2 separate regions of the Homo sapiens genome follow, and region 1 is linked to region 2. Evidence: chromatin loops called from intact Hi-C (ENCODE). Cell type or tissue: K562. All regions are shown on one strand. Each heading gives the region's core, and the rest is flanking DNA. Links, peaks and the distances in the headings are about the cores only.

What was found. Hi-C counts contacts between places; a loop is a spot of excess contacts. Peaks named below come from ENCODE experiments on the same cell type or tissue, not always from the same donor. Only the 100,000 strongest peaks of a DNase experiment are listed, where the experiment ranks them.
Region 1: it touches region 2 in a loop (8-fold over the local background); 2 of 110 quality-filtered maps call a loop at or near these places.

What each region holds. Positions count from the first base shown.
Region 1 is chr6:147,803,695-147,809,364 of GRCh38, reverse strand. It overlaps a transcript of SAMD5 not described here. Among named protein-coding and RNA genes, the nearest start is that of SAMD5, 300 kb to the right of the region's middle. In K562, for the core only: a CTCF peak has its summit at 2,409; no DNase peak of the experiment used is centred there.
Region 2 is chr6:147,503,792-147,509,461 of GRCh38, reverse strand. It overlaps SAMD5 (sterile alpha motif domain containing 5), which reads right to left and starts at 772. Exons shown (of 2, transcript NM_001030060.3): 1 at 75-772. The coding sequence starts at 533. RefSeq lists a silencer at 2,571-2,620 and an enhancer at 5,380-5,670. In K562, for the core only: a CTCF peak has its summit at 2,670 (motif pointing left); DNase peaks (open chromatin) are centred at 871, 1,389 and 2,641; H3K4me3 peaks cover 2,022 bases; H3K27me3 peaks cover 1,823 bases.

The sequences.
Region 1 (5,670 bases), core at 322-5,321, 300 kb before region 2:
TAAGCTGGGGAGGAGGTGGAGTCACCATGCCCAGGCTATAGCAGCTAGAAATCTGTACTGTGTCTCAGAACTGTCTTTCTGGATAATATCTCAATTTCCACATAAAGGAAAAGCACTGATATTTTTAAACTGTGGAAATACCATCTACTGTAGAGAAATGAACACAGAGAAAATAATGTATGCAGAAGGAAAAAAAAAGAAAAGAGCCTCCTTTTGACAAATGGCAAAAAAGATAAGCACAGGTCTCCAGGACGGATCAGTGATTCTGGCAATGAACGTCTGTTTTACTATAAGATGTTAAATTCTATTTTTTCCCATAACTCACTATACATGCAATCCAAAATCCATTAAATTAAGCCCTAACATCATAAACTTCGCTTCTGTCTGTTTATAAATATACAGCAAAATTATTTGATGGAATTATCATCTTCTTTCAAAAGGACTGCTTAATATGAGGAAATTGGGCTTTAGTTTAGGCCACAAACATTCTAAAAGGAAATGGATTATTGTGCCTCGCTGCCCTCATATCCACAGCTTTGCTTTTAAACTGCTGACACAAGCAGAACTGCTTCATACTCCGAGATGAATGGGTTTCATATACAGCTGATGAAATAACATTAACAGAACTATGACGATTCAATATATTATACATTCAATTCATTTTTTTAAACTGGGAAAATAAAATAGCTGAACTTTTGCCTAGAATGAAACTTTAAACAAGATATTTTCCCTAAAACAGACCCAATCCTAAAGAAACAAAGTTAATTCTTATAATTCCTTGGAAATAAAATACCCTCTTACTTCTAGTGTCACGACAAGCTAAGACTGAGTCACCTAGAGGCCACAGAAAGTGCTGAACCAGGCTGGGTGCAGTGGCTCACATATGTAATCCCACCACTTTGGGAGGCCAAGGTGGAAGGATCATTTGTGGCCAGGAGTTCTAGAACAGCCTGGGCAACATAGTGAGACTCTATCTCTACAAAAAATAACTTTAAAAAATTAGCTAGGCATGGCAGCATATATCTGTAGTCCTAGCTACTCGAGAAGCTGAACTGGATCACCTGATTCCAGAAGTTCAAGGCTGCAGTGAGCAATGGTTGCATCACTGCACTCCAGCCTGGGTGACAGAGTGAGACCCAGTCTCTAAAAAAATAATAATAAATGCAGAAATGCAAGACCAAATTTATAGCCACAAGTTGTTCAGTGGTTGGCCTCCCATAGGTTGCCTTTCATGGAACTGACCATAGATCCCAACAGGTTTCTCTGAAGGATGATGCTACCAGCTTGTCTAGACTCTCATTTTGAGGTCTCTCAAAAGTAGTGTGTCTTCTTTCAGAAAACATTCAAGATGGCTGAGGAGGAAATGAGGATCAGATTTTTATTTATGCTTTTCTGCTTACCTGTATATACACCACTAAAATATGATAAAAATGTATTACGATTAGATACTATCTAACAGAAGCCACGTGTCTGGTGTTTAGCTAAGTGCTATATTATTGAAAGTCAATAGACTAAGTTCTACAGTCTAATAATGTAGAAGCAATTTGGATACACATGCCCTTATGCAAATACATTGAAAAAAGGTAAGTCCTGGGTAGAGACACAAGTAAGACACACGAAAGGTTCTAAATATAGGATGTATACCCATTGTCTAAGCTTGTAGTCCTCAACATCTTACACATAAGGACGATGGACAATTTAAACCTTAGCTCTATTTTAGTAATGACATGTTTAGTATGAGGGTGGGGCAAACTATCCAATTTTTAATGCAGTACTGTGTGGCGAAAAGACCAAAGATTTTTTTTTAGTAAAATGGAGTACTTAATAACTAAATTCTAAGACAGAGTGCTTCATTCCTCTGAGTCTTGTTTTTCTCATTTTAAAGTTCCTCTCTGTATTCATCTGCTTCGGTTGCCCTTAAAAATTACTACAAACTGTGTGGCTTAAACAACAGAAATTTATGGCTGGGCACAGTGGCTCATGCCTATAATCCCAGCATTCTGGGAGGCCAAGGCAGGCGGATCATGAGGTCAGGAGATCGAGACCATCCTGGCTAACACGCTGTAACCCTGTCTCTACTAAAAGTACAAAAAAAAAATTAGCCAGGCGTGGTGGCAAGTGCCTGTAGTCCCAGCTACTCAGGAGTCTGAGGTAGGAGAATGGCATGAACCTGGGAGGCGGAGCTTGCAGTGAGCCGAGATCGTGCCACTACACTCCAGCCTGGGTGACAGAGCAAGACTCCTTTCCATCTCAAAAAACAAAAAACAAAACAAAACAAAAAAAAACAACAGAAATTTATTTCTTACAGTTCTGGAGGCTATGAAGTACAAGATCAAATGTCGGCTAATTTGGTTTCTGGTGGGGACTCTTTTACTCCCCTGCAGATCTTTTACTCCCCTGCAGATGGCCACCTTCTCACTGTGTCCTCTCATGGTGGAGAGAGAGAGCAAACAAGTGCTTTGATGTCTCTTACAAGGCCACTAATCCCATTATGAGGGCCCCACCCTCATGACCTCATCTAAGCCTAGTTACCTCCCAAATACAATCTTCAAATATGATCCTATTGGATTTGAGGGCTTTGACATATGAATTTGGAGGGATGTAATTCAATCCACAGCACTCTCAAAGTTGCTGAGAGGATTTCATGGTGCTTGGCAGGGAAGGATCTCAAAAATTAGTGCAGGCAAGAGGTGCAAAAAACATTAAGAGCAAGAAATGGGGGGAAAGAAAAATGTGGCCAGAAGCCAACAATCAGGAAGGTTCTAGTTCAGTGGTATAGGCAGGCAAATGTTTACAAATGATGAAGCATGCATGTGCTAGAGGTCAGAGCATGCCAGAGAGGCTCAGTCCCAGCAAGTAGGCGGGAGCTTGTTCCAAAAACCGTGGCAATGACTCAAAACAGGTACATGGCTCCACTAGAAAGATGTTGTGACTTGGGCAATTGACACATCTATTGTGTTTTTACTCTGATAGGACCAAAGATAAGGCTTGAGGGAGGTGACTGGAAGTAGCAGCAAATGCATCACAATGAGTGTGTGTGTGTGTGCGCGCGCGCGCGCGCATGCGCACACTCGTTTTTGAAGTAGATTTCCCTTAGTGTCGCTGTTGATGTAGCCGCATAGATTATTAATCTTGTCAGAGGATGTCTCATTAGCAAAAACATATCCCACGGATTCACCCACCAGCAGACTGAGTAGCCCTGGAAGATACCATGTGTCAGCCCCATTTCTGTAGCTGTCTTTCTTGTGGATAGGGCTCCATGCCATGCACTTCCTGTGGCTCTTCCTGGTTCCTCCCCTTGGCTGCTGTCAAGTCTCCAGCACACAAATGGTTTCCTGCTTGCTGTGGTCCCCAGATGAACTCTGAGACTGTCTGGATGCAGCTGATCATAATAACAAAACCTAGAGTGAGGGGTATGCTACCTAACAGCATTGCAAGCTCATTATTTTCCTTGCAAATTTCAGAACTTTAAGTGGATCAGTACCTTATATCTCTTACCTCCTCCCATTGATGAAGCCGTTCAATCTCAGGTCAGTGAATTGTGAGTGCCCCTTCAATATTTTTAATTTTGTTCTATTGGCACTGTACTTGGTAAGAAATTCCTAAACATTTTTAGATCTCAGCCAATACTCTTCCTTTTCTGAGGCACTGTAGCTTTTACTCTATCTTGCTGAGCTTATTGAAAGGAAGACCCCATATTTTCATCTGTGAATTTGTGTCTTCAGGATTGAGTCTTCAGGATCTAACATAGAGCAGGACACACAATTCACTATTCAATAAATCCTTGCTAGCTTGAAACAATACATGATTTCAAAGTTGTTTTCCTTTTCTTTTCTCTTTTTCTTCTCACACGTCCATTATTATTGGCCAATTTCCCCTATACTAGGTCTTTTCAAATCAGTTATCATCATTTCAATAAAGGAAGTTGGATTTCCATTACTACAATATAACATAATAAACAGAACTGAGTAACATCCTGTATGTAAACATAGCTGAGATCAGATGGGGCAATGAGTGACATTGAAAAAGACACCCACTGTCAATATTTACAATGGAAATGGAAGACTTATGCTGCACTTGGGCACTTCCAAGCTGCTGCTATTCACATCTGATGCATCTGGTCTGTAATTAATATTTACAGAAGCACAAGAAAATTCTTAATAAATATCACATAAGCAGACACTGAAGGTGTTAGACTCATATAACTGGGCTAGAAATTGTTAAACTACATACAACTGATTCTCCTTTGCAATAAACCCCATTTGAAGAGGATAAAAGAAAGAGATTGCCATGGGTATGATTAAACTTCACTAAGGTCTATGTTTCAGTTCCTTCAAGATTGCAGGTATTTTATTTAATTTTCTATGTTCACTCATGGAAAGATGATTTTAACTCACCATAGGTAGTTACTGAATACACCTTTTTAATCTCAGCTTCTTGTTTGTAACAATTCTTTCTTTTTCATTTCACTCTAATCAAATATGCCATTCAAGGTCTAGAATTTTATAGAGACATAACAGTAGTTATTTATATGCTGGGAGCAATCCATTTTTGAACAGCTGGCAAAGCAGCTTAATATCTCAGCCAATCATTTTAAGCTCTAAAAAATTCAACACTCTCTAGTGCTGTTAAAGAGTAACCTCATAATGTTACGCAGCCTAAGAAACGAGATACTACCCCTCCCTTTTTTTCCGCTTTTTGATTTTTTTGCACTTTTCAGTTGAGCTTTAAACTGTTTTATAACTGTCTGATAAATGAGTTACAAGGGCAGGTCAAAATTAGGCAAAAGAAACTTTGATGCTAGATTATCTGGCAGTAAAACATTCATTTATTAAACAAGCAGTTGTTATGAGCCTTCTTCTCTGTACGTTAAGGGCTGGGAACAGCAAAGATGGGGAGGACTTTGTTCTGGAGGTGCTCCAGTGAGGGGAGAAAAACACATAAAGATACCTTCAGGCTGGGCGCAGTGGCTCACGCCTGTAATCCCAGCACTTTGGGAGGCTGAGGCAGGTGGATCACAAGGTCAGGAGATCGAGACCAGCCTGGCCAACATGGTGAAACCCCGTCTCTACTAAAAATACAAAAAAAAATTAGCTGGGTGTGGTGGTGTGCACCTGTAGTCCCAGCTACTCGGGAGGCTGAGGCAGGAGAATCGATTGAACTCAAGAGGTGGAAGTTGCAGCGAGCCGAGATGGTGCCACTGCACTCCAGCCTGGCCGACAGCAAGACTGTATCAAAAAAAAAAAAAAAAAAGATATCTTCAAAATAAGAAAAAATAACAAAGACAAGAATGGGCCCATGGCCAACATGCTGTGGCTGAATAGACCTATGGGTGACCTGGAGAAGTGTGAAAAAAGCTTTCCCAAGGTAGTGGCACCTAAGTGGGAACTTGAACAATGGAGAGTCTGCAAGGCGAGAAGGAGCAGGAGCTTCAGAGGAAGCCATGGGAACCAAAGGATGGAGGTGTCAAAGAACACAGTGGAGCTGGCTGTGGATGGAGGGTGGATGCCCAGGGCTGGAGGAGACAAGTTTGAGTAACAAAGGCTGGAGGAAGACCCTAAAGAGAGGCAGTGTGCGTAGTACATGTGTATCTGGGCTCTGGAGTCAGACAGCACAGCTTCAAATCCTGACTTTGCTACTTGCCGATCACGTGTCTTTGGGCAAGCTGCT
Region 2 (5,670 bases), core at 506-5,505:
AGCCTTGGCACAGGCAGCTGGGCTGTGTCCCCTCCCGCCGCGCGCCCCGGGCCGCCCGGACGGCACCTCCTTACCTTGCGGGAGTACGGGGGCTTGCTCAGGTGGATGCCGTCACGGACGAGCTTATCCCTGATCATGATCTTCAGCTTCAGTTTGGGGTAGCTCACCAGCTCCCTGCTGCGGGGGGCGGTCGTGTGGCCGCGAGAGTCCCCGCGGGTGCCCTGGGCCGGGCCGCCGCACGGCTCCCCCCGGCGGCCGGTGGGGACGGCGTCGGCGGGCGGCCCGGGGGGCGCCGGCTGCGGCTCAAGCGTGAAGTAGAGGCCGGCGGCGTTGGCGTCCTGCTCCCGCAGCCGGCGCACGGCCTCCAGGATACGGCGGCGGTGCGCGGGCGCCAGCACCCCGATGGCATCCAGGTCCGGGTCCCCGATCTGCTTGCACACCTCCAGGTCATCGTAGCCGTTATCCACGAAGGACTCCGCGTACTGCGGAAGCTGCAGCGCTTTGAGCCACTCGTAAACTATGTTGGTGCACATGGTGGGACCGGGAACCCCGCCGCCGAGCACCTTCCCAGCGCCCAAATGGCACGGGCGGCACCAGTTCTTGGAACTTTTAATCCTCTCCTCCAAGGGGAAAAGGGTATCGCAGTAAAGTTTTCCTTTTAAAGGAAAGGCTCGGGCAGGAGACGGAAAACCATCAGAAGAAGCCTGAGGAAGGGAGAAGCGAACAAGCAGCAAAGTGAATTCCCCAAGCAGCAGCGGAGCTCGCAGGCACTGGCTGCTGGGCTGAGCAAGGCTCCGCGCCGCCCCTGGATGCGCCGCCGACGCTGCCGCCGCGGGGAGGGGCGCGCGACTGGCGCGGGAGGGGGCGGAGACGGGAGGGGCCGGGGCACACCCCTCGGACCTGCGCCGGGTCAGCGCTGCGCAGTGCCGCCCGCGAGTTTTCCCAGCCGGGACGGTCCGGCGGCTGCGCGCCGCATCTCGCGCTCTGGCAGCCGCCGCCGCCGCTGGCGCGCTCCGCGCCGCGAGGCGACTTCTCCACGCAGACCCGCGGCCGCTGGGAGCGCCTAGTCTTCGCGAGTGTCAGTCACTGTAGTCCTCCCGGCGGGAAGCCGGTGGCTTCTACGCTGCTGGGCTCCGTTGGCTGCCCTGGGTTGCTTTTCACATTTCTGTTTAATCTGACTCTTCTACCCGTGGAAGTCTGTGCTCACTTCTTCCCGACCCTGCCGGACTCCAGCTTCCGCGCCCGCTGGCAGCCCAAGGACACGTCCCGCCGCCCCACGGCGCTGGGGACGCTGCGGGGTTCAGTGTCCCTTCCTTCCGGATCCGCGTTTGAATCCCCCTTCCTCGGATCCCGTACGCAGCCCAGAGCCCGGCGATCTGACTTCTTCCGTGGGCGGCCACTCAGTGACCCGAGCGGCGGCGTTTTGGCCCGGAGGGTGGGCGCAACGTGGGGACCGCCCGGGTCCAGCCGGCTTGCGCGCCGCCCCTCCTCGCTGCAGCTGGGCACGTTGGGCGGCAGGAGAGGCTGCTGTCTTCCTGGCTCTCCCTTCCTAAGCTCCCGGGTCTGCGAAAGTTTGGGGTGGGTTGTACTTTCTCCTAGGTCAGTGTGTCCCACCCGGTACCCCACCCTCCTTTCTGCCCGGCCCCTCCCCCTCGTCGGCGCTATGCTTTCTCTCCGGGCCCCCCACCTAGTATACTGCACGGGCTCCCGGGGTGGCTTTGCCCCCGGGGACACTGCCAGGCGTTCGGTCCTGGAGCCCGGGAATCCGAGCCTATCCTCTCGCTCCCGCCCGGGGATCGCGTGAAAATCAATAGAGCACCACCCAGCTCGTGTTGGAAGGGACGCTCAGACATCTCCGCCCACGGCATTTTCCCTCTAGGAGGTAACAAAATCAATCGAGTTTCCCCATCATGCCAATGTCTGAGCAGCCTCTTGGGACTGGGGACTCGAGTGGCAGGTGGAACAGACCAAGCGCCTGGGCCCCATTTCCCGGTGTCTGACCTCTTCTTGGGACTAAGGGAAGTGAGGGACGGCGGGGGCAGGTACTGTCTCCTCTCTTTCCGCAGAAGGGCGATTCAGCTTCGCACCTGAGCTGTTTAAGGACCAGATCTGACCTTTTTTTCTGAAGATTGCCCGTGGGGCGTGCCAGTCTCTCGCCCGACCTTGGGAAGTGGACAAGGAGTGATTTCAGAGTCGTTTCTCGACCTGCTGTGTGTTTGGCATTTGGGTGGGTGGTTAGGTGGGCCCTCTTATCCTAAACCAAGAGAGCTTAACCCCCTCTTGGGACACGAACCCCTTAAAGAATCAGATGACAGCTTCTGTCCTTTTGCCCAGGAAAATACCCGACATAGGCGCACCCAAAACGTTCCCTACAGTCGCAGGGGGGTTCTGGTTTCCCAAACCCCGGGACTCACGAATCTCAAATTAAGGACAGCTGGCAGAAAGGACTGTCTGCTTAGGGGGAGGGGAGAGACCAACGCGGAGAGCCGGTGGAGCTGCTTGTGGCCCCAAACTTGGGTCACCCGGGACGCCCTTTCCGGAACCGAGTTAAGGTCTCGGACCCTGGTAGGTGGCGAAGCTCCTGGGCGCTGGGATGCTGGAAGGGCGCAGCCCTCCCCGCCCCGCGCGGGCCGCCGCCTCTCCCTCGCCAAAGCGGACTCACAGTGCCCCCTCGCGTCCGCGCGTTGACCCATTTTAAGGCGTTGTCCCTGTCCCCAAACTCATTCTATTCAGCAGAAGAAAGTGGGCTTTATGGCTTTATACTGGTTCCCCTTTGAAGCACAAATGTTTTTGTCACGTTTATCTTTATATCCCAATACTATCTCAGAAGGACCTTTGATTTTTTTTTAAAGAAAATATTTCAGCAGTTTGAATGATGCTGCTAAGAAACAGAAATTATCAGCAAATATTTATTGGGAAATTACTGTATGCCAGGCATCTATTCACAGATCTGTACACATATGGTAAATAGTAATATTATCCCATATCTTACAGAAGAAGAGATTGAGACATCAAAACTAATTTGCCAACGATCTCACTGTTACGGATGGAGCAAGGGGTTCGAATTCTGGGGGGATAAATTTAACATCAGCCTTCAGCCGTCCAGCTACTCACCTTCGAATCACAGTCCCCAGCCTGTGCTGTGCTGTGCAACATGTAGGGGGAAAAAATGGGCAGGTTGTATGGGGTGAGGATTTTTGTTTGTTTGGGGGTTTTTTGTTTGTTTGTTTTGGGACTGGAAAACTTAAAGCTCAGGAGTTTTTTTGTCTTTTTTTCTTTCTTTCTTTCTTTCTTTTTTTCTTTTCTTTTCTTTTCTTTTTTTTTTTTTTTTTTCTTTTTAACAGAGTCTCACTTTGTCGCCCAGGCTGGAGTGCAGTGGCATGATCTCGGCTCACTACCACCTTCGCCTCCTGGGTTCAAGCAATTCTCCTGCCTCAGCCTCCTGAGTAACTGGGACTACAGGCGCCTGCCACCACGCCCAGCTAATTTTTGTATTTTTAGTAGAAACGGGATTTCGTCATGTTATCCAGGCTGGTCTGGAACTCCTGACCTCAGGTGATCCGCCCGCCTCTGCCTCCCAAAGTGCTGGGATAACAGGCATGAGCCACCGCGCCCGGCCTATAGCTCAAGAGTTTTGTTGTGTTGTTTTCTTTCCCAAGTTGTATGAAAAGTCCAACAGCACGAGTCTGTAGTTCTTTGCCTTCTTATATGTGGCCTTTTCCCCTCTGGGGGCTTAAACATATTCATCTTGTCTTATAAATCCTCAGCGAAGGCAGTGAGTATTTTTATTTCCGTTTTACGATTAGGGATACTGGTTGGGGGAAGACGAATGACTTGCCCAAGGTCACACAGTCAATCAGGACACAGACGAGAACATGCTTGCCCTATCAAAGTGCTTCCCTGACAGGCAGCAGCGATCCTCCTTTATTTATGTGCAAAGCACTCTCCAATTAGGAAATAAAGCATTCTGGTGCTCTCTTTGGAAGGGAAGCCCTTTATAAATTCATCACTTGTTAATCAGTCATAAATAAAACCTACTCACTTTTGACCTCTCAGGAAACCTGCTTTCTGGAGACTTCACTAGTCTGAGCTATAGAGACTTTTTTTTCCCAGGTTTCCCTTCTATTTCTCTTGTACACTTCTACACTTACTCGAGTCCTCTTTGGGTGAACCATTGAGGCTTGTATCTTTCCACTGCTTGCATTAGCATATTGAACCTTTTAATAGATTTCATTCTAGAGGCTACTACGCTAAAATGTGTCTATCTCTGTGGAGACTAATGGCTAAAGTTCAAAGTGACACTGGCAAGAATGGCTAATTTTAAGATTTAGAACTGTAGCCTTTTAGAACTAGAGGTCATTGGAGGTCATACCCAGCATCCAGATTTGCATGGAGGAAGCCAAGGCCCAGAGAGGTCAAGTTCCTTACCTAAAGTTACACAGCTGGTTCATGACAGAACTGGGACAAGAACCCAGATCCGCTTCCTCACATTGCTCTTTGCAATGTACTGCATTACCTCATTTTTGCTGCAAGCTCTTGGCTACTGTCAAAATCATTCATTTACTCATCAAATGTTTATTAAGTAGGCACTTCAGTGCCAGGCACTGAAGCAAAAAAAGAAGGGTTTTCCTTCATTAATTGGAATGGGAGGGACTTCAGCATTTTAAATATGTAGAGAATAAATTGACAGCTTTTTCAAATATGTTAGTTCATGAATTGTAAAGATTACAAAGATACAAAGCAGTGTTTTCTTCTATCTGTAATATTTTCCAAATTCTGTGATCATATTAGCCAAAATTCAAAATTAAACTGTATTTGAAATCCAGACAAAAATGTACTTTGAAAATGCAAGTGGCTACTCTGCTCCTAGTCACAGCGTTAGAACACACAATTTACTCAGAAAACATGGTCAACTACCTCTAATTTTGTGTTACTTTTATCATTGCTTTGTTAGAGTTATATAAAAATTTTCAAAATATTGATCATGCTGATTATTATTTAATATGTTTGGGGCCACACTTACTTTTGCAGAGGGGATGTCTTGCCTAATGAAAATCAATGGGAAAATAGGTTATGGAGAAAGTTTCTTTTTAGGCACCATTTTAGAACTGTTTTGCAATGGTAATCACTATGGCAAAATGCCTGTTGATCCTTTCCATGTAATTAATTAATGATAATTATATTCAGGTTTTAAATTCTAAATATCAGAAAACAGCTTTTCTACTTTGCTCAGTAACTTGATTTAAGGATATAGAGTGAAAAATAATTTGTTATGGAATTTTCTTGGTGCCGTCTAAGGTTTCAGACTATTTTAGAAGATAAATGCTCACACCTAGTGCATGTAAAAATTAAATTCCATTAACATCTATTAAATGTCAGTCCCCAGGGTGTCTAGCCTTGTAAAAGTCAAAGATATATAATATTAATCTTAAAATGCAAAATATGTCTTGCCTCTGCTTAAACCAGGAGCTAAAAAGCATCTAGAAGGAGTGGATGCCATAGGGAGAAAAGAGAATAATGGGCTTGAGTGATGTAACAGGCAATCTCTTCTTCGGTGGCTGGGAGTGAGGTGCTGGGTTGGCAACTTAATTGGGGGCAGGCAGGGTGGGGGTGTCTCTTAATATGTCTGAGCTGTATACATTAGACTTGTGTGTGACAACACACATATGA